Regions from separate parts of the Homo sapiens genome. Here region 1 is linked to region 2. Evidence: read pairs that join two places in POLR2A ChIA-PET (ENCODE). Cell type or tissue: HepG2. All regions are shown on one strand. Links, peaks and the distances in the headings refer to the core of each region. The heading gives the core; the rest is flanking DNA. Region 1 overlaps IL17REL (interleukin 17 receptor E like). Region 2 has its middle 69 kb from the start of BRD1.

The links. ChIA-PET counts read pairs that join two places held together with the same protein. Peaks named below come from ENCODE experiments on the same cell type or tissue, not always from the same donor. Only the 100,000 strongest peaks of a DNase experiment are listed, where the experiment ranks them.
Region 1: POLR2A ChIA-PET joins it to region 2 with 9 read pairs; 3 of 35 experiments call an interaction of 5 or more read pairs at or near these places.

Annotation. Positions count from the first base shown.
Region 1 is chr22:50,001,034-50,010,715 of GRCh38, reverse strand. It overlaps IL17REL (interleukin 17 receptor E like), which reads left to right. Exons shown (of 15, transcript NM_001371417.1): 2 at 2,052-2,079; 3 at 9,485-9,634. Among named protein-coding and RNA genes, the nearest start is that of IL17REL, 6.9 kb to the left of the region's middle. RefSeq lists enhancers at 8,439-9,396, 9,397-9,682. In HepG2, for the core only: no CTCF peak of the experiment used is centred there; a DNase peak (open chromatin) is centred at 4,275; H3K27me3 peaks cover 483 bases.
Region 2 is chr22:49,754,461-49,764,142 of GRCh38, reverse strand. It overlaps the pseudogene RPL5P35. Among named protein-coding and RNA genes, the nearest start is that of BRD1, 69 kb to the left of the region's middle. RefSeq lists enhancers at 1-41, 42-825, 3,539-3,838. In HepG2, for the core only: no CTCF peak of the experiment used is centred there; no DNase peak of the experiment used is centred there; H3K27me3 peaks cover 833 bases.

The DNA.
Region 1 (9,682 bases), core at 2,766-5,265, 250 kb before region 2:
GGCTTCTCCTGCAGCCCCAGACACTCGGGCCACGGGGCCAGCCCTGGGTGGGCTTCAGAGTCCAGGAAGTCAGGAGAGAGAGCAGACGCCCTTCGCCTCTCCAGCCCACCCCGGCCTCCGAGCCCCCAGCGGGGATTCTTTCTCTCCTGAAGGTGGATGCGGGGAGTCCAGGCCACAGTGGGCGCCCAGAGGGGCTTCAGGGCACCTGGCGGGAGGGAGGCCCGGGGACCCACGCCACTGCCCCCCTGCAGTTCCACACAGGCGGCCTCACTGGGCCTCCCCACGCTGCCTCCGCCGCTCCCTCTGTGCCCGGGCTGGTCTGGGCTGCCCTCGCCTGCCCACCTGAGGCCTGCTCGGATCCCGTTCCCCAGAGGCTGCCCCGGGTGAGCCCGGCCCCTTTTGCCTGGGCGGAGCCCTCAGCAGCCTGGGGTCAGCTCCGCCGGCCCCTCGTTTGAGGCCCTGCTCCCCACCAGGGGCCGAGGCCGGGGCTTCCATCAGGACGCTGGGTCCAGCCTGTATACTCCGCCCACGGGCGGCGGGTTTCGTGGCCATGGCAGGCGGAGGAGGGTCACTCACGGCAGTCTCTGGGGAGTTATTGGGGTGGTCGGCAAATGGGTAGAGACGGTGGGGTGAGAACGAAGACTCAGAGGCCATCTGCAGGGTGGGGTCCTGCGCTGGACCCTGGAACAGAAAACAGTTCACTAGTAGCACGTGATTCCACACCAGACTGAGGGTCACTGACTGCCGCCGATTCCACACCAGACTGAGGGTCACTGACTGCCGCCGATTCCACACCAGACTGAGGGTCACTGACTGCCGCCACCCATGTGGCTCCCCAGGTTTTGCAGATGCACGGGAAACTGTTGAGATGAGGGGATCCTGGGTAAACTCTCTGTAAATCTAAACATATTCCAAAATAAAAAATATTTAGAAGGAGGTGTAGCCACCGGTAATGCCCGCTCCACAATTCAAGGAACAGAAGTGGGCCCGACTTTTATTTTTCCGTGTTCCCACCTGGGCTAGGAGCAGAAGTCCAGGTCTCCATCTTGAGCTCCCCCCACCCCCACCCCCACCCCGACAGCCTGGGCTTCCCCGTCCGGTCTGTAGAGGGTCAGCTCTTTTCAAGAATGGAGCGGCTGTGTTGACCGCGGGCTGCACAGTCCAACACCCCAGGCTCAGTGGCCGCCCCCAGGGGGCCTGGACTCTGGGGGTCCTGCCCTGCTCTGAGGGCGCCAGTGCCACCCTGTGCTCTCGGACCTCAGCTCCCACGCCGTTGGTGCCGGGGTGCCGGGCGCCTTCTGCCTCACCCACAGGCTGTCTGCGAGCAGCCTGTCCCACAGGACCCTTCTGCCCCGTGGGAGCCTGGCCACAAGTCCTCATGCCCCTCTTTGAGTGCCCTTGGTCAGGTTGGGCTGGGGATGATCATAAATCAGGAGTGCAGCTTGGACCTGGACCATCCAGGACCTGTTCACTGCACGGCATGCCCCCGCCCCGCACCACCAACTCAGCCTCACTTGCTTCCAGGCCCATGAAATTGACCTCTATGAGGCCCCCCAAGCACCCCTTAGATTTATAACCTGCACCCCCCACACTATCCGGACCCCTCTTGCTCCTCCTGACCCCTCTGTTATTTTCCCACCCCTTTATTTTAGTTACACAGAATATAAGTTGCTGATTTCCCAGGTTTCGGATCGTTCTGTCTCCCCCTTCTCGGAATGTGAGCTCCTGGAGAGGTGGGGATGGTTCAGTTTTCCTCTGTTCATGAATCCCAGCACCTAAGCGAGCCTGGCACGTAGTGGGTGCTCTGCTAGTGTCCACTTAAACGCACAAGTGGGTCGGGGAGCTGGGGCCTGAGGGTCCAGAGGGATTCAGACCACACTGTTTACTAAGTGACCGCCGCATGCCAGCCTTGGGCCAGGCCCCTGACACTGAGGAGAAGCCAGGATTCAGGGCAGCCCAGGACCCCCAGGAGTGAGGGACAGGGCAGGAGCAGGATGGGCTGGGGAGGGGGTGCCCTCAGCCGCTCACCCCTCTCACTGTTCTGTCCCCAGGGCTTTGCCTGCAGGAGCCACAGGAACCGTGAGTACATCTCAGCCCCGGGGGATGCTCAGGGCCTGGACTCCCCACCCCAGGCTACCAGGGCCGCTTTGTCCACCGTGGGAGGCAGGTCTGTCCTGCAGTGTCCCCAGCAGCTGGGGTTCCCTTCTGGGCAGGGCAAACCTCTATCACTCACCGATGCGTGTGGGACCCTGGCCACACCCAGGCAAGGCCACCCTGGCTCCTGGCCAGAGGTGGGCCTGCCAGAGAGTCCCACGTCTCCACTTAACGCACAATGCCTCGTTGCGTTCCAAACCGGCCGCCCAGAAGCAGCAGGTGGAAAACCCCGTCTCCTCTAGCAAAGCTTTTTCCCTGTGTAAAGTGATCCCTACTGGGCCTTTAACAACTACCTTGTCTTTGTTAAACAGCGTATCTATTTATAAAAGGACTCTGAGTGATGCAGATGCCACAAGGAAGAAAGTTAAGGCTCACTGGAAAGCCTCCATGTAGAAATAAACAGTGTTTACCTAGGCAAACATTGCTCTAGGCATTTTGGGGTTTTTTTTCTTATTTTTGATTTTCATAGGAATAGACCTGAAGTCTTCCTATCTCTGGTTGGTCAACCAAACCCAGGCTGTTCTCAAACTCCTGGGCTCAAGCGATCCTCCTGCCTCGGCCTCCCAAAGTGCTGGGATTGTGAACTTGAGCCACCATGCCTGGCCTGTTCTAGACATTTGTGTAGCCAAATATACAGATATTTGCAGGATAAACAGATAAAAATTATTTTATAGAAATGAAATTACCTTATGTCATTTAAACTATTTTATTTTTACTTGAATTTAACAGAAAAATAGATGGCTAAACTTTACTTAAATGTTTCTTCACCTCAAGGACCTCTAAGCTTAAGGGAGGAGATTAGATCAGCTTGGCCCCTGCGCAAGGATGACATGCAAATTCACAAAGCGGACTATAGTAACAAACAAACAACAAATGCAAAGCATGGCTGATGCGGTGGCTCACACCTGTAATCCCAGCACTTTGGGAGGCCGAGGCAGGTGGATCACCTGACGTCAGGAGTTCGAGACCAGCCTGGCCAACATGGTGAAACCTGTCTGTACTAAGAATCCCCCCCCCAAAAAAATTAACTGAGTGTGGTGGCACTTGCCTGTAATCCCAGCTACCTGGGAGGCTGAGGCAAGAGAATCACTCGAACCCAGGAGGCAGAGGTTGTAGTGAGCCAAGATTGCACCATTGCACTCCAGCCTGGGCAATGGAGTGAGACTCTGCCTCATAAAAACATAAATAAACAAATAAAAGATAAAGCTCTTTAGTATTTCTAATAGATTTCCTATGGAGTCTCCTTTTTTAATGATGATCACATATTCTGCAGCTAATGACAGCTCATAAACCTACGCATTGGGTGGAGGGGGCGGATCTTGTGGAATTGGCTCAGCTCTCCAGGGCAATGGTGAATGAGGGAATTCCTGTTTGAGTCCTGATATTAATAGTAATGATTCCAAAGGTTTACTGTTCAGTATTAAGTTTATTGGATGTTTGCACTAGATGTCCCTGATCTAGACAAAGAGGTGCCTTTCTTTTCCTAGTTTGCTAAACATTCTTTCATCATGAATAGGTATTGAATTTTATGAAAAATTTCTGCATCTATGAAAATTGTCATATAGGTTTTTTAGTTTAACATCCCCTCCCTTTTTTTTTTTTTTTTTGAGACAGAGTCTCACTGTTTTGCCCACGCTGAAGTGCAGTGGTGCAATCTTGGCTCACTGCAACCTCTGCCTCCTGGGCTCAAGCAATTCACCTGCCTCAGCCTCCTGAGTAGCTGGGATTACAGGCATGTGCCACCATGCCTGGGTAATTTTTTGTGTATTTTTAGTAGAGACAGAGTTTCACCATGTTGGCCAGGCTGGTCTCGATCTCTTGACCTCATGATCCGCCCGCCTCGGCCTCCCAAAGTGCTGGGATTACAGGCGTGAGCCACTGCGCCCGGCCCCAATCTGCTCTTAAAAATCACCCGTTGTATTTTAATTCTGTCGTGGTGGTTTTGTTTCTAGGAATTCCATTTCTCTCAAGTGTGCCTGGTCCCTCATCACAGCCTTTCCTGCTGCCTGTATTTTCAAGCCTGTTTTTTCGCCTGCTTGGCCTGTGGCTTGTTACTGGAGGACACCTGGGCCCACCCTCTCCACAGCGTCACTCTGGGCTCTCTGCTTCCTGGTGTGCTTGTTTACCTTCAGCGGCTCAACGTCCCAGGACTCAGGGCCTCCCGGAGGCTGGATTCCTGTTGCTCCTGGGTGGTGCCAGGAGCAGTGTCTGACTGTCGGGGCCGTTTAAACCAGATTCACAGACTGAGGTTTCATGGGTCTTCCTGGTGGGCCCAACCTGGGCTGTGAATCTGTACTGGGTTGTGGGCTTTGGGGGAGCTTTCTCTCCCTGCTCCTCCACTCAGCGAGTCTGGAACAGTGCCTGGGCTTTGGGGAGAGGGTTGGTCCAGCTCTGGCTAACCCAGGTCAAGGCCTAGCTCAACGTGGGGAAGTTCTTCCTCACCATGTGCTGGGGCCTCCCCACAAAGCCCTCAGCTCCCACTGGGTTGGAAACGTTCCCTCCATCCTCCACCCCTGTAAAGCAACCTCCTACGCCCTGCTTTCCTCAGCACCCCCATCCTGATTATTTTCGCAGCTCTCCTACGTTTCTAGGAAGGTTTTTAAAAAAACATATGTTTTTTTCTCCAGCCCAATTGGTACTTTTCAGCAGTTGAGTTGGTGCAAATGGCCGGGTCTCCCATATGAGGGAAGTGTAGTCCCAGGGTGTTTTTATTTTTATTTTTGGTATATTTTATTTTTTTATTTTCTGGGGGGTAGGGGGACAAGGTCTCGCTTTGTTGCCCAGGCTGGAGTACAGTGGCGCAATCTCGGCTCACTGCAACTTCCGCCTCCCGGATTCAAGGGATTCTCCTGCCTTAGCCTCTCAAGTAGCTGGAATTACAGGCGCCCAGCAGCACCATGCCCAGCTAATCATTGTATTTTTAGCAGAGACGGGGTTTCACCATGTTGGCCAGGCTGGTCTCGAACTCCTGACCCGAAGTGATCCGCCCGCCTCGACCTCCCGAAGTGCTGGGATTACAGGCGTGAGCCACCGCGCCCGGCCCAGGTATTTTTAAACACACAGAGTTGTCCTCAGCCTCCTCCTCTGTCAACACCAGCTTGAATTCCCAATTCCCCATCGTGTTTTCCCATTCCCTGCTCCTCGCTGCTCCTTTCTGTAACCCACTTGTTCCTGTTGAGCTCCCTTCTCCTTCCTGAAGCAAGCACATCTGTTAGGCGTTTTTTCAGTAAGACTCTGTGGATATTATTTTTATGCCTTATTTTGAATAAGGCAAAACATATTTATTGCTAAGTGTTTATGATGAATTGTAGTTTCACAGTTTTTTCCACACAGTAACAATGAATTCTGTTTTGTACCACACTAATCTTGTGTGTTTCTGCTTTACTCACCCTTCCTTCTACACAGCCTCCTCTTCATTTTGTCAGCTTAGTTGGGACAAGATCCTGTTCTTATTTTTATACATTTTATTTCACAATGAGCAGCTTCTCCTCCTGCGCCCGTTTCACTAACTCTGTATATGTCCTCATTTTCCTTGCTCACCGTGAGTCCTTCTCCTCCGTGGCTTCACCTTTTTTTTTTTTTTTTTTTTTTACTTTCTGGTTTTGATTCTTTCTTGGTTGCCTGGAATAAGTCTTTGTCTTTTTTCTAGAAAGGGTCAAAAGATGCAGATTTCTCATTTCTTGCATAAAGGAGGTTGTCTTTTTTTTTTTGAGATGGAGTCTTGCTCTGTCATCCAGGCTGGAGTGCAGTGGCATGATCTCTTCTCACTGCAACCTCTGCCTCCCTTCCTCTCCTACCTCAGCCTCCCGAGTAGCTAGGACTACAGGTGTGTACCACCACACCTGGCAAATTTTTGTATTTTTAGTAGAGACAGGGTTTCACCATGTTGGCCAGGCTGGTCTCGAACCCCTGACCTCTGGTGATCTGCCCTCCTCGGCCTCCCAAAGTGCTAGGATTAAAGGGGAGTTGTTGGCCTCACACATATGGATGACAACATACACACCGAGCTCTAAGGCACAGTCATTTCTCTGAAGATTGCTGCATACCAAGCCCCGGGGATGATGCTCCAAGGGAAGGAAACACCAGCCTTGGGAACAAAGCTCCCCTCACTCCCCTCCCCACTCCCTAGCACAGCCTGGCTTTTTATCCCCAAACCATCCAGCTTTATTTTTAAATTTTCAATTTCTAGTTATTCTTTGCTAGTATATAGAAATACAGTGTTTGGGAGGCTGAGGCAGGTGGATCACTTGCCGTCAGGAGTTCAAGACCAGCCTGGCCAACATGGCGAAACCCTGTCTCCACCACAAATTAAAAAATTAGTCGGGTGTGGTGGTACGCACCTGTAGTCCTAGCTACTCAGGAGGCTGAGACACAAGAATCGCTTGAACCCGGGAAGCAGAGGTTGCAGTGAGCCGAGATCGCACCACTGCACTTCAGCCTGGGCAACAGAGTGAGGCTCTGTCTCAAAAAAAACACAAAAAAACAAAAAACTAAAACAAACAAAAAAGAAATAGTGGATTTTTGTATATTGATCTTGTATTCTGCAACTTTGCTAAACTTATTAGTTTCAGTGCCTTTTTTGTAGATACTAGTGTTTTCTACAGAGACAATCATGTCATCTACAAGGGTACACAACTTTCCTTCTTCATTTCAAAGCGAGAAGCCTATTTCTTTTCCTGCCTCATTGTGTGGAGTAGGGTCCCCCCTGCAGTATTGAGTCGAAGTGAGAAGAGCAGGGATCCTTGTCTTGTTTTTTATCTGAGGGGTGGAAATAATCTATTATTTCACTGAGAAATGTTATGTTACATATAGATTTTTCACAGATCATCTTTATCAATTTGAGGAAATTTCATTCCCTGTTTGCTGATATTTTTTCTTTTTAATCGGGAATGGATGGTGAATTTTGTCAAAAAATTTTTCTGTGACTATTGAGATGATAAGTGGTTTTTAAAATTTTGTCAGTTGGGTGCAGTGGCCTCTCAAAGTGCTGGGAATACAGGTGTGATCCATGCCCAGCCTTTTTTTTTTTTTTTTTTTTTTTTGAGATGGAGTCTCACTCTGTCTCCAGGCTGGAGTGCAGTGGCACGATCTTGGCTCACTGCAACCTCTGCCTCCTGGGTTCAAGCGATTCTCCTGCCTCAGCTTCCTGAGTAGCTGGGATTACAGGCGTGAGCCACCACATCTGGCTAATTTTTGTATTTTTAGTAGAGACAGGTTTTACCATGTTGGCCAGGCTGGTCTCAAACTCCTGATCTCAGGTGATCCGCCCGCCTTGGCCTTCCAAAGTGCTGGGATTACAGGCATGAGCCCCGCCCGGCCCACTCCCTCAAATTCTCTTGGGTTGTTCTTTCTCCACCTCTGGTCGTTCCCTCACATGCCTGTGTTCATGAATACTCCACAGAGTATTAGCAAAGTGGATATTCTCCAGAGCTCTCTCTGCGTTATCCTCTCCCCTCTCATACTCGGTCCGGCTGCCCAGACTCTCTATCCCAGTTTCTCCTCTCAGGGAGTGTGCCAAGCTCCACTTGGGATCCACCCCCACCACTGCCTGAGAACACTCCCCAGACAGTGGCGCATTCCCAGAGCTCACTGTGGCCGTTTCCTGTCTCCCAGGACTCACTGTCCCTCACTTTCTCACGCCCACTTGTCTTGAAACCATTGCTCATGGATTTTGCCTTGGTTTCCCAGCTGTCTCAGGCAGGAGGATAAATCAGATCCCTGTGAGTCCATCCGGACTACAGTGGGAATTTGTAAGAGTTGGATTTCTGGCTGGGCGTGGTGGCTCACACCTGTTATCCCAGCACTTTGGGAGGCCGAGGTGGGCGGATCACCTGAGATCAGGAGTTTGAGACCAGCCTGGCCAGCATGGTGAAACCTTGTCTCTATTAAAAATACAAAAATTAGCTGGGCGTGGTGGTGCGTGCCTGTAATCCCGACTACTCGTGAGGCTGAGGCAGGAGAATTGCTTGAAGCTGGGAGGCGGAGGTTACAGTGACCTGAGATCACTCCACTATGCTCCAGCCTGGGCGTCAGAGCGGGACTGTCTCAAAAAAAAAAAAAAAAAAAGAAAAGAAAAGAAAGAGTTGGATTTCTTACCCATAGCATATTCGGACTTCATTCCCAGTGCCCCTTTGAGGCACAGAGTTACTGGGTGGAAGGTCTCAACCGTCAGTTGTCTAGGTTCTTGCTGTGTTGAACAAAACACACAAGTAAAGCAACAAAAAATAATGGAGTAAGGAGGGCACAGATTTACTGAAGCGAAGGAGCACTCCACAGAGCGGGAGCAGGCCGAAGCAAGCAGCCAAGGCCCCAAATGCAGTGCTCCGCAGGGTTTTCATAAAGCTAAAAGAATTTGGTAACACTCCTAGCTGCCCTTTGGAGGTTTCCAGTGGGTTACACCCTGTGGAGGATCGGCCTGCAACCAATCAGAGGCTGAAGTGAAGTCTCATTATCACAGGAGGGAGGCTGTGGCCTGTGCTGCCTAATCTTGCCTGGAACTGGCTGCACCTGCTGTTCTTTTGCTTCTCCCTTCACCCCCAGTTACCCTCATTCCTTACTCTCCTGCCTCAGCAGGGTGCTGTGTTCAGTGTGGGCTCCGCTGAGCAGCAGCCGCACTGTCTCACCAACAGCATGTGGGTCCCACGCCTCGGTGGCCATGCCTTCTATAAAGAGGGTGGCAGTCCTCCTGTGGAACAGCTGGGTTGCCAGGCTCTGTGGCTCACGTGAAGTTCTGCTCTGAGTCCCACCTGCAAACCTGGCTGAGCAAAGCCCCCAGTGCCCAAAATGATACCCAGCTCCACACTGCCCACGTCTGGTGAGGCTGCTCAGAATGGCGTTTGGTCTCAGAGCAGAAGGCCCTGGGGGCAAGTCCTCCCTGTGAGGATGCGGCCGCTTCCCTGTGGACAGAGGCCTGGGCTGCAGCAACCTTGGGGTCGCCTCCCAGGTGTCCCAGCAAGCCCGTGTTGGCCTTTTCTGCTGTTCGTCTTTGAGCAGAGTCGACAGAGCTTGCCAGCAAGTCGTGGTGGGCTTCCTGCCCCCTTGCTGGCCAGGTGGGGCAGCAGCTTCCACTGCTCTGATGCAGACTGGTGTGCAGCCTGCCCCCCTGACCCAGGCCCACTCCTGGGGTCCCACAGACATTTTGGAGTGTGTCTCGGGGTGGGGGCTCACCACATGCCAGGGGACTTGCTCTCCAGTTGGCCTGGGGCAAGATAGTAAAGACCCCCTGGCAAAGACTGCAGCCCCAGGGCTCTCTCCCCCTTCCCAGAACCACCCACAAAGCCTTTCCGAGCACCAGGGAACTCGAGGCCTCACGCTCCTTCTCCCTCCCCAGGGAACATTTTTAACAGCTTCTGCCGGCCACGCCCCGTGTCCATGTCCAGGTCAGTCCTGGAGGCCCTGACGTCCTCCACTGCCATGCAGTGTGTCCCCTCTGACGGCTGCGCGATGCTCCTGCGTGTACGCGCCTCCATCACCCTGCATGGTGAGAGGTGGCCTCGAGGGTGGGAGTTAACACCCGCAGGTCCAGCAG
Region 2 (9,682 bases), core at 3,651-6,150:
GATTTATAGATAGCAGATGCTTCAACTTTCTTCCCTGCCTCGCGTTCAGGGTTCAGCAGCTCTCTGCTGCCTGTGTGAATATTAATCAGTGCCCCGGACTCTGGGAGCCGGGTTCCTTGGGTGGGGTGCCCAGGCTGGGGGCTGGTGGGGATGCCAGCAGGCCCCGGGGCTGGAGACTGCGGCCGGCTGCCCCCACGTTGCTCACAGCCCTGCACGGAGAGCCCCTTGCATACCTGGGAGATGCCCAGCCCTCAGGCCCAGGGGTGCGCACGGCAGCGCTCACTGAGAAGTGGATCCCGGAAGAGGCCTGCAAGGGTCCTTGGGGTGTTGGGGTCCAGGTGCTTTGACCTTCCTCTGGCAAAGGTGATGCTCAGCCCAGAGAGGAGCAGGCCTGGGGCCCCGGCTGGGGAGAGGGGGCAGCTTGTGGGGTGCGGCAGAAGAAGCCAGGCCCCAGGGCTGCACAGAGAGGCTGGGGCTGAGCCAATGGACCCCACAGACTCTGCCCACTTTAGCAAGGCCCAGGCCCTCCTCGCTGACCAGGTCTGTGTCCTTCCAGCCTTACTGAGATATCATTGGCACGAGAAAATTCACCCATCTAAGGCACACAATTCACTGGTTTTTAGTACATTCTCAGAGCTGTGTAACCATCATCACAGTCAATTTTGGAATCTTTCAATCACCTCCAAAGGACACCCGTTCCCATCAGCAGTCCCTCCTCCTTCCTCTTCCCCCAGCCCCTGGCAACACTGATTGGCTTTGAGTGTGTGGAGCTGCCCGTTCTGGACATTTCCTGTGAGTGGAATCATACCGTACCGGTCCTCTTGTACCTGACTTCCCACACCTGGTGCAATGGTTTACAGCGCGTTGGCTGTATCAGGTGTCAGAGCTTCACGTCTCCCCGTGGCTGAACGACACTGCGTTGCATGGGGCTTCCACAGTTTGCTTGTCCATTCATCAGCGTACGAGCACTTGGGCTGTTTATACTTTGGGGATTGTGAATAGCGCTGCTGTGAAGATTTATGTACAAGTCTGTTTTTTCCCCACACTGTTTAATTTTTTTATTCACCTGTATAGCTTGGCACTTTCACGTTATCACAGATAGAGTGACCTCACTGTTTTTATTTTTTTATTTTTAGAATTAAATTAATTATTATTATTTTTGAGACAGAGTCTTATTCTGTTGCCCAGGCTGGAGTGCAATGGCGCGATCTCAGTTCACTGCAACCTCTGCCTCCTGGGTGCAAGTGATTCCTCTGCCTCAGCCTCCCAAGTAGCTGGGATTACAGGCGCCCACCACCACACCCGGGTAATTATTGCATTTTAATAGGGACGGGGTTTCACTGTGTTGGCCAGGCTGGTCTCGAATCCCTGACATCAAGTGATCCACCTGCCTTGGCCTTCCAAAGTGCTGGGATTACAGGTGTGAGCCACCACGCCCAGCCACCTCACTGTTTTTAAATGTGGCATGGTTTTCCATTGCTTGGACATAACCTAGTCTGTTTAGCCAAGCTCTTTCTGATGGACATTTGGGTTAGTTCCCATCTGAAGTTGTCATAAACAGTGTTACCATAAATAAACTCTATATTCTGGAGGGCAGAATATAAAGTCTACTCCCTGACAAGAAAGAATAAAAACATTTTTAAAAGGCCTAGCTAGTTTTTCTTAACTAGATTGTAAGATAGACTTATTCAACCTGAAGGTGTGGGCTGATGTCACTTCACACTTGAAACCAAGGGGAGCTTCAGGGCCCAGACAAGCTTAGACTACCAGCCATTCAGAATCTACATTTTAAAAGAAAATTGAAGTGATAAAGCTGTGGTTAAACGTGAAATTGAGTTTATAAAATTTGGGCAGTTACTGAGATCTCCTTAAAGATTTGACTGGAAAGTGTAGACAATGTTTGGATCCCTATTTGATCCAATATATGAGATGACTGGGGAAATTTGACCATTGACAAGATATTCGATGACAGGAACGATTGTTTAATAAAAATGTTAGGTTTGCTAGCGATATCATGGTTATCTTTATTTAGAATCCTTTTATTTTAGAGATACATGCTAAAATATGGGAGGGTAACATCATACGCAGTCTGGGGCTGGCTGTTGAATCATTCACCTGGGAGAACAAAATTGTGTGTGGGTGTGTACAAATGTGAGGGGGTGTGGGTACAGATGATTTTTTTTTTTTTTGAGATGGAATTTTGCTCTTGTTGCCCAGGCTGGAGTGCGGTGGCGCAATCTCGGCTCACTGCAACCTCCATCTCCTGGGTTCAAGCAATGCTCCTACCTCAGCCTCCCAAGTAGCTGGGATTACAGGCATGTGCCACCATAACCTAATTTTGTATTTTTAGTAGAGATGGGGTTTCACCATGTTGGCCAGGCTGTTCTTGAACTCCTGACCTCAGGTGATCCGCCTGCCTTGGCCTCCTAAAGTGCTGGGATTATGGGCGTGAGCCACCGCGCCCGGCCCAGGTGATTTTTTTTTAAATTTTAAAGTTTTAAATATATTTAGGGGATACAAGTGCAGGTTTCTTACATGTATACATGACATAGTGCTGAAGTCAGAGCTTTTAGTGTACCCATCACCAGAACAGTGAACACTGTACCCAATAGGTAATATTTCAACCCTCACCTAAACCACATCCTGGGCCCACTGCTCCCACTACTAGCTTCTAAGCAAGCCACCTGGAGGCCCAAGAATCAGCCCCAGGACCCACCAACGCTGCAGCCAGTGTAAGCTGCTCTAGAGCCTAAAAATAAGCACATTCACCCCATCGCTACCAACGGGGCAGCTGCTGTGGTTTGGGTGATGGCGGCAGTGGTGGTGAAGCAACCCACTGGGATCCAAACAGTCTGTGTTCTTGTTGCTGGAAGCTGCGATGGGTTGGGTAGGGGAAGTCCCCAGTCCTGCAGCTGCCCATAGCAGGGCAGTGGGTCTTGTCTTGAGTATGTGTAGGAGAGCCTAGCTTCCCCGTCCTTCCTTGACTGGGCAGCAGCTGCAGCCATGTCAAGTCAAACTTGGCCTGAGGGCAGGGCACAGCTTTGCGTTAAACTCTAAAATTGGTGCCTCGGGCCTGAGACCAGGGAGGGCGGGGCTCCTCCCAGGCAAACAGCATGGGCAGGACGCTGCAGGAAGTGTGGTCTGGTTGGATCTCAGTCTCACGGCAACCTATTGCAGGGCAGTGGGTCTTGTCCTAGACATACATAAGGTAGCCTAGTTTCCCTGTCTTTTCTTGGTTGAGTAACAGCTGCAGTGGTTTCAGCCCAAGCTCAGGCCGAGGTCAGGGTGCAGTTCAGTGCTCAACTCTCCAATTGGTGCCTTGGGCCTGAGACCAGAGTGGGTGGGGTTTCTCCTAGGCAAGCAGCTTGGGTAAGAAGTTGTGTGGAGTGTGGTCTGCTCATGCATCGGTCCCAACAGCAGACCACAGCAAGGTGACAGGGCACCTCCCAGGAGTGTGTGGTAGTGCCCAGTCTCCCCTGTCTCCTTGGAGCAGTGCAGTGGCTACAGCCATGTTGTTAGATCCCTGGTAGTGAGGCTCTCAAAACGGCCTCAGCTGAGGCTGCTCCAGGTTTCAATGCCTGTGAGGTTCTTTGTGGGTTCCCTTTTCTGGAGTGACGTCTCTGTGTAATGTTCAGGCAGCTCCATATGTCGGGCCCGAGGCATGTTTAGGCATGTCCAGGAGACTCCCACCTGGAGGCTGTCAGTTCCTGGCTGGGCAAGCTGCCGTGAGCCCTCTCCTTACTTCCTTCTGGTGCTTCCTGTCTCATCTCTGGTGAATCCTAGCATTCTCTCTGGGATGGTCTGTTCAAAATGTGCACATCTATTTACTATTTTGTTCCTCTCCATGGAAGAGGTACATACTATCTGTGCCTGTCAGCCATCATGATCTCTCCATGGAGGAGGTACATACTATCTGTGCCTGTCAGCCATCATTATCTCTCTGCATATATGTTTTTTTAGATGTATGTTTTTATTTCCCTTGGGCATATGCCTAGGAGTGAATTGCATGGTTATACATTAACTCTCTGTTTAACATTTTTATTTTTTGAGACAGAGTCTCATTTTGTTACCCAGGCTGGGGTGCAGCGATGCAATCTCAGCTCACTGCAACCTCTACCTCCTGGGTTCAAATGATTCTCCTGCCTCAGCCTCCGGAGTAGCTGGGATTACAGGCGTGCACTACCACACCAGGCTAATTTTTGTATTTATAGTAGAGATGGGGTTTCACCATGTTGGCCAGGCTGTTCTCAAACTCTTGACCTCTGGTGATCTGCCAGTCTTGGCCTCCCAAAGTGCTGGGATTACAGGTGTGAGCCACTGTGCCCAGCCCTGTTTAACATTTTAAGGAGCCGCTGGATTGATTTCCAAAGCAATTGCATCATTTTACTTTCCCACCAGCAGTTTACGAGGTTCCAATTTCCCCACATCGCCACCAACACTTGCAATTTTCTATTTTTTCCTGTGTCTTTTGAGATGATCATGTGGTTTGTCCCTTTATTCTATTAATGTATTGCATTAATTGGTTTTTGGATGTTAAGCCAAGCTTGCATTCCTGGGATAAATTCTTTTTTGGTTTTAGGATATAATCCTTTTTATACATTGCTGAATTCTGTATTTTGTTAAGGATATTTGTATCTGTATTCAGAAGGGATATTCTTTCTTGTGATATCTTTGGTTTTGGTTTCAGGGTAATACTGGCCTCAGAATTAGTTGGGAAGCATGTTACTCCAGTTTGCACTGCCATAAAGAATTACTTGAGGCTGGGTAATTTATAATGAAGAGAGGTTTGTTTGGTTTATGGTTCTGCAGGCTATACAGGAAGCATAATGCTGGTATCTGCTTCTGGTGAAGGCCTCAGGAATAATGAGTGAATTCTCCTCACTCATTTCTGCAAGCCATTCTTGAGGCATCCAGCCCTGTGACCCAAATGCCTCCCACTAGGCCTACCTCCAGCATTGGAGATCTCATTTCAACATGAGATTTGGAGGGGACAAGACATCCAAACCATATCTAGAAGTCTTACCTTCTCTTCCGTTATGTTGAAAAAATGTTTGAAGGATTAGCGTTTCTTATTTAAATGCTTGGTAAAGCCCTTCCCTGCCCTGCGCTGCTGGGCCCGTAGGTCTCTGTTGAGCCACAGACGTGGGTCTCTGTTCCATAGGATGGGGTTTGTTAAAATTAAGAATAAGGCCTGCTTTAAGAGATACCAAGTGAAATTTAGACGATGAGGCGAGGGTAAAACTGATCACTATGCTCAGAAACATTTGGTGATACAGGATAAAAATAAACACCACATATCCAAATACAGGATGATAGTTTGTGTAACAAACAGAGATATCATTTGTTAGATTGCTTATGCCCGTATAGAGGGGGATATGATAGTCTGTGTAGCATATGCACACGAACTGCCAAAATATAGTGTGAAGGTTGGCCTGACAAATGACACTGCAGTGTATTGTCCTGGCCTGCTGCTGGCCCGCAGGCTTCTCAATAGGTTTGGCCTGGACAAGATCTAAGAAGGCCAAGTGGAGGTGACTGGCGATGAATACAGTGTGGAGAGCATAGATGGTCAGCTGGGTGCCTTTGTCTACTCTTTGGATGCAGAGCTTGCCAGAACTGCCGCTGGCAATAAAGTTTTTGGTGCCCTAAAGGGAGCTGTGGATGGAGGCTGGTCTGTCCCTCACGGTACCAAACAATTCCCTGGTCATGATTCTGAAAGCAAAGAATTTAATGCAGAAGTACACTGGAAGCACATCATAGGCCAGAATGTTGCAGATTACATGCGTTACTTAATGGAGGAAGATGAAGATGCTTACAAGAAACTCTCTCAATACATAAAGAACAGGGTAGGCCAGGCGCAGGGGCTCACATCTGTAATCTCAGCACTTATGGAGGTCGGGGTAGGGCAATCACTTGAGGTCAGGAGTTCACAATCAGCTGGTCAACATGGTAAAACCTCGTCTCTACTAAAAATACAAATATTAGCTGGATGTGGTGGTGGGTGCCTGTGATCCCAGCTACTTGGGAGGCTGAGGCAGGAGAATCACTTGAACCTGGGAGGTAGAGGTTGCAGTGAGCTGAGATCGCGCCACTGCACTCCAGCCTGAATGACAGAGTGAGACTCCACCAAAAAAAAAAAAGCTTAACTCCAGACATGATGGAGGAGATGTATAAGACAGCTCATGCTGTGGCCGGGCTTGGTGGCTCATGCCTGTAATCCCAGCAGCTCGAGAGGCTGAGGCAGGAGAATCGCTTGAACCTGGGAGGTGGAGGTTGCAGTGAGCCAAGATTGCGCCACGGCACTCCAGCCTGGGTGACAGAGCGAGACTCCATCTCAAAAAAAAAAAAAAAAAAAAAAGAAAGCTCATGCTGCTATACAAGATAATCCAGTCTATGAAAAGAAGCCTAAGAAACAAGTTAAAAAGAAGAGGTGAAAACGTCCCTTGCTCAGAAGAAAGACTGGGTAGTTCAAAAGAAGGCAAGCTTCCTCAGAGCTCAGGAGCAGGCTGCTGAAAGCTAAACCAAACAATTTCTATGAGGATTTTCCAGATAAAGACAATAAGCTTGTTGACAGCAACTAAAAAAAGAGTGTGGTAGAATTCACAAGTGAAGTCGTCCGTCCTTGTGCTTTTCAGTGTGGAAATTTCAAAAATTACTATTTCAATCTGTTTACTTGTTGAGTAAGTCTTTGTAGTTTCCTTCAGTAATTTGTCCATTTAATCGGTTATGTAATTTGTTGGCATAAAATTGTTCATAGCATTCTCTTATCATCCTTTTTATTTCTGTCGGATCTGTAGTGATATCCCATCTTTCATTTTTGATTTTGATAATTTTTTTTTTTTGAGACAGGGTCTTGCTCTGTCACCCAGGCTGGAGTGCATTGGTGCAGTCATAGCTCACTGTAGCCTTAACCTGCAGCCTGGCCCTGAGAAAAGGCCAGCAGGGCAGGAGGGTCACCCAGACAGGTGGACGGGCTGCTGTGCTGGCCTGGTCAGTCGTGCATCTGAAGGGATTTAAGCTGAGGCCATGACATGGCTGGAGGTGAGTTGTAGAAGAGGCCAGCCCAAAGCACTGGCATCCGCACCAAAGCCCCTGTGGACACTGATGTCTGAAATTGGAACTGACTACAGTGGTCAACAGATGCTCTGGGACCCCTACCATAGCCTGGGGGACACACCAGGGACTGGGGCTTCAGCAACAGGAAGAGACCTTCAACCACGGGCTTGTGGTTCATGGGGACTCGGACAGAAGCACACAGTCACTGTGGGGTGAAGGTGGAGGGACACAGCAGGGGCTGGAGAGGGCGGGGCTGTCATTGTGTGGGCATCAGGGCAGGCAACTCTGAGGAGGGGGGCACTGTGCAGGGTCCCCATCATTCACCTGCAGGAAGAGGGGCAGAGCTGGCAGGATTCCAGCCACATGCTGGGCGAGCACGCGTGGGAGGACCTGCTCTGCTGCTACCATCTTGATTTTCTTTATTTTTGCTTTTATTTCCTTAGAGACAAGGTTTTGCTGTGTTGCCCAGGCTGGTCTGTAACTCCTGGGCTCGAGAGAATCCTTCTGCCTCAGCCTCCCAAAGTGGTGGGATTACAGGTATGAACCATGGTGCCTGCATGGGGCCCACAGGTCTGGAGCTGTGCTTTGCTGGGGGCCCCTGTGGGGGACGTGGGAGTCAGGACCCTCCAGCTGTAACAGGAAGGGGCCGGGGGCTGGGGTCATGGCTGGACAGCCCAGTGGAGGTGAAAGTCAAAAGCTGTGGGGAGGGGAGTTAGGACAGCCAGGCCGAGACTCAGAATTCTCTGGAAAGAGGGAAGGTCCCGTGAGTGGGTGGTGTCTGGGTTCTGGGCACTGCACTTGGAGGGGGAACAAGGAAGGGGCAGTGAAGTGGCAGAGGGAGGGCCCCCTGTTACTGGACAGGCAAGACCCCAAACTAGGGCTTAGCCTGGGAGGGTTCTTGGCTTCCCCAAGGGGAATTCAAGGGTGAGCTAGTGGCGTTGGACAGCAGTCTTTCATTGAACGGTACTGCTTCTTGAGGACAGGGCTAACTCCTAGGCAGTGCACCCACAGCCAACAGTGTATGGGTGCTTGGCAGCTATACTTATACCCATGAGAACCCACTTTCAATTACATGCAAATTAAGGATGGGCCAATGCAAATTGAGGGGCAAGTCATTTTAGAATTTTCTAGGAAAAGGGCAGTAGCCTCTGGGTCATTGCCATGAAAAGGGGTGGCACCTTATGGGTTGTTGCCATGGAAAGGGGTGGCACCATATGGGGCGTTGCCATGGAAAGGGGTGGCACCATATGGGTCATTGCCATGGAAAGGGATGGCACCGTATGGGGCGTTGCCATGTAAAGGGGTGGCACCGTATGGGGCGTTGCCATGGAAAGGGGTGGCACCGTATGGGGCGTTGCCATGGAAAGGGGTGGCACCTTATGGGTCGTTGCCATGGAAAGGGGTGGCACCTTATGGGGCGTTGCCATGGAAAGGGGTGGCACCTTATGGGGCGTTGCCATGGAAAGGGGTGGCACCTTATGGGGCATTGGTAAACTGTCATGGCACTGGTGGGCATGTCTGATGCCAATGAGCAGTGAGGGCAGCCAGGGATCTGCCTCTCATCGTCTGCTGGTTTCTGCTGGTTTTTTCACTTCATCCTGCCTGGACCAGGTCCTGGTTGGGTCAGTGGGGCTGGGACCAGAAAACTAGTCCTGCCAGTCTCTTACCTCACCTGAATGCCAAGGGGAGAAGCTTCTAGAAGGAGGAGGGTCGGTGGGGGGCAGGAGCTGGGCTGGAAAGGGGCTGCAGCGGGGGTGGGGCAGGTTGGGTGAAGGCGGTCGGGGTTGCTGTGTGGGGGACAGGGCATGGGAGGGGGCTTCCCGCGGAGGGCCTGCTGTGGAGGGAAGCAGGAGGGTCTGCTCTGGGAGCAAATGTGAGGCGGCCCCACTCCCGTGTCCGCTCCAGGGACCCTGTCCTCCCAGGGATGGGGAGGTGAGGCTGCCCTGCGATGTGCAGTGGCAGGGGGCTGGGAGCTCACAGAGGAGATGCTGCCGGGCCTGCTGGGAGCCAGGCTGAACTGCAGACAGGCAGGGATGCCGGCAGTGGGGACGCTGGGCTCTGCCGCAGATGCCTCCCCTCCTGCAAGACCCCTCGCAGGGGTGTGGGCTGCGGAGGCTCCCGGCCCCGCCCACCTGTCCGTGCCCTGAGGAGTGGAGGTGAGGGCTGAGCCCTGGAGAACAGGGTTGTTCTGATGATGAGTGATATTTCCAGTGTCCTCTCCTGCGTCCTGCAAGACAGGCTGTGCCCGGCGACTTCCCAAACAAAACACTAAATGCTTGGCATGAGGTGTTGGAGGAGGTGCTGCTGCCTGGCAGCAGATGCTGGCAGGAAGACACTGGGTCTCCGGGCAGAGGCCCAGGACGTGCCCCCAGGAGTCCTTCCCCTCCTGTCCCATGCGATGCTTCTCCGGGCCTTTGACGAGTACTTCAGAACATCTCATCTCATCCCTGCCACTGGGCACAGCTGGGGCCTGGAGAAAGGCACAAACTTATAAGAGGAAAGAGCTGTGAGGAAGGTGATGTTTCAGTGGCTAAACAGCCACTCTTCTCCCAGGAGCCATGCACTGAACCCACGTACACCAGAGGCCCATGGGCAGGTCTGGTCCAGGGAAGCCAAGGACAGGCCA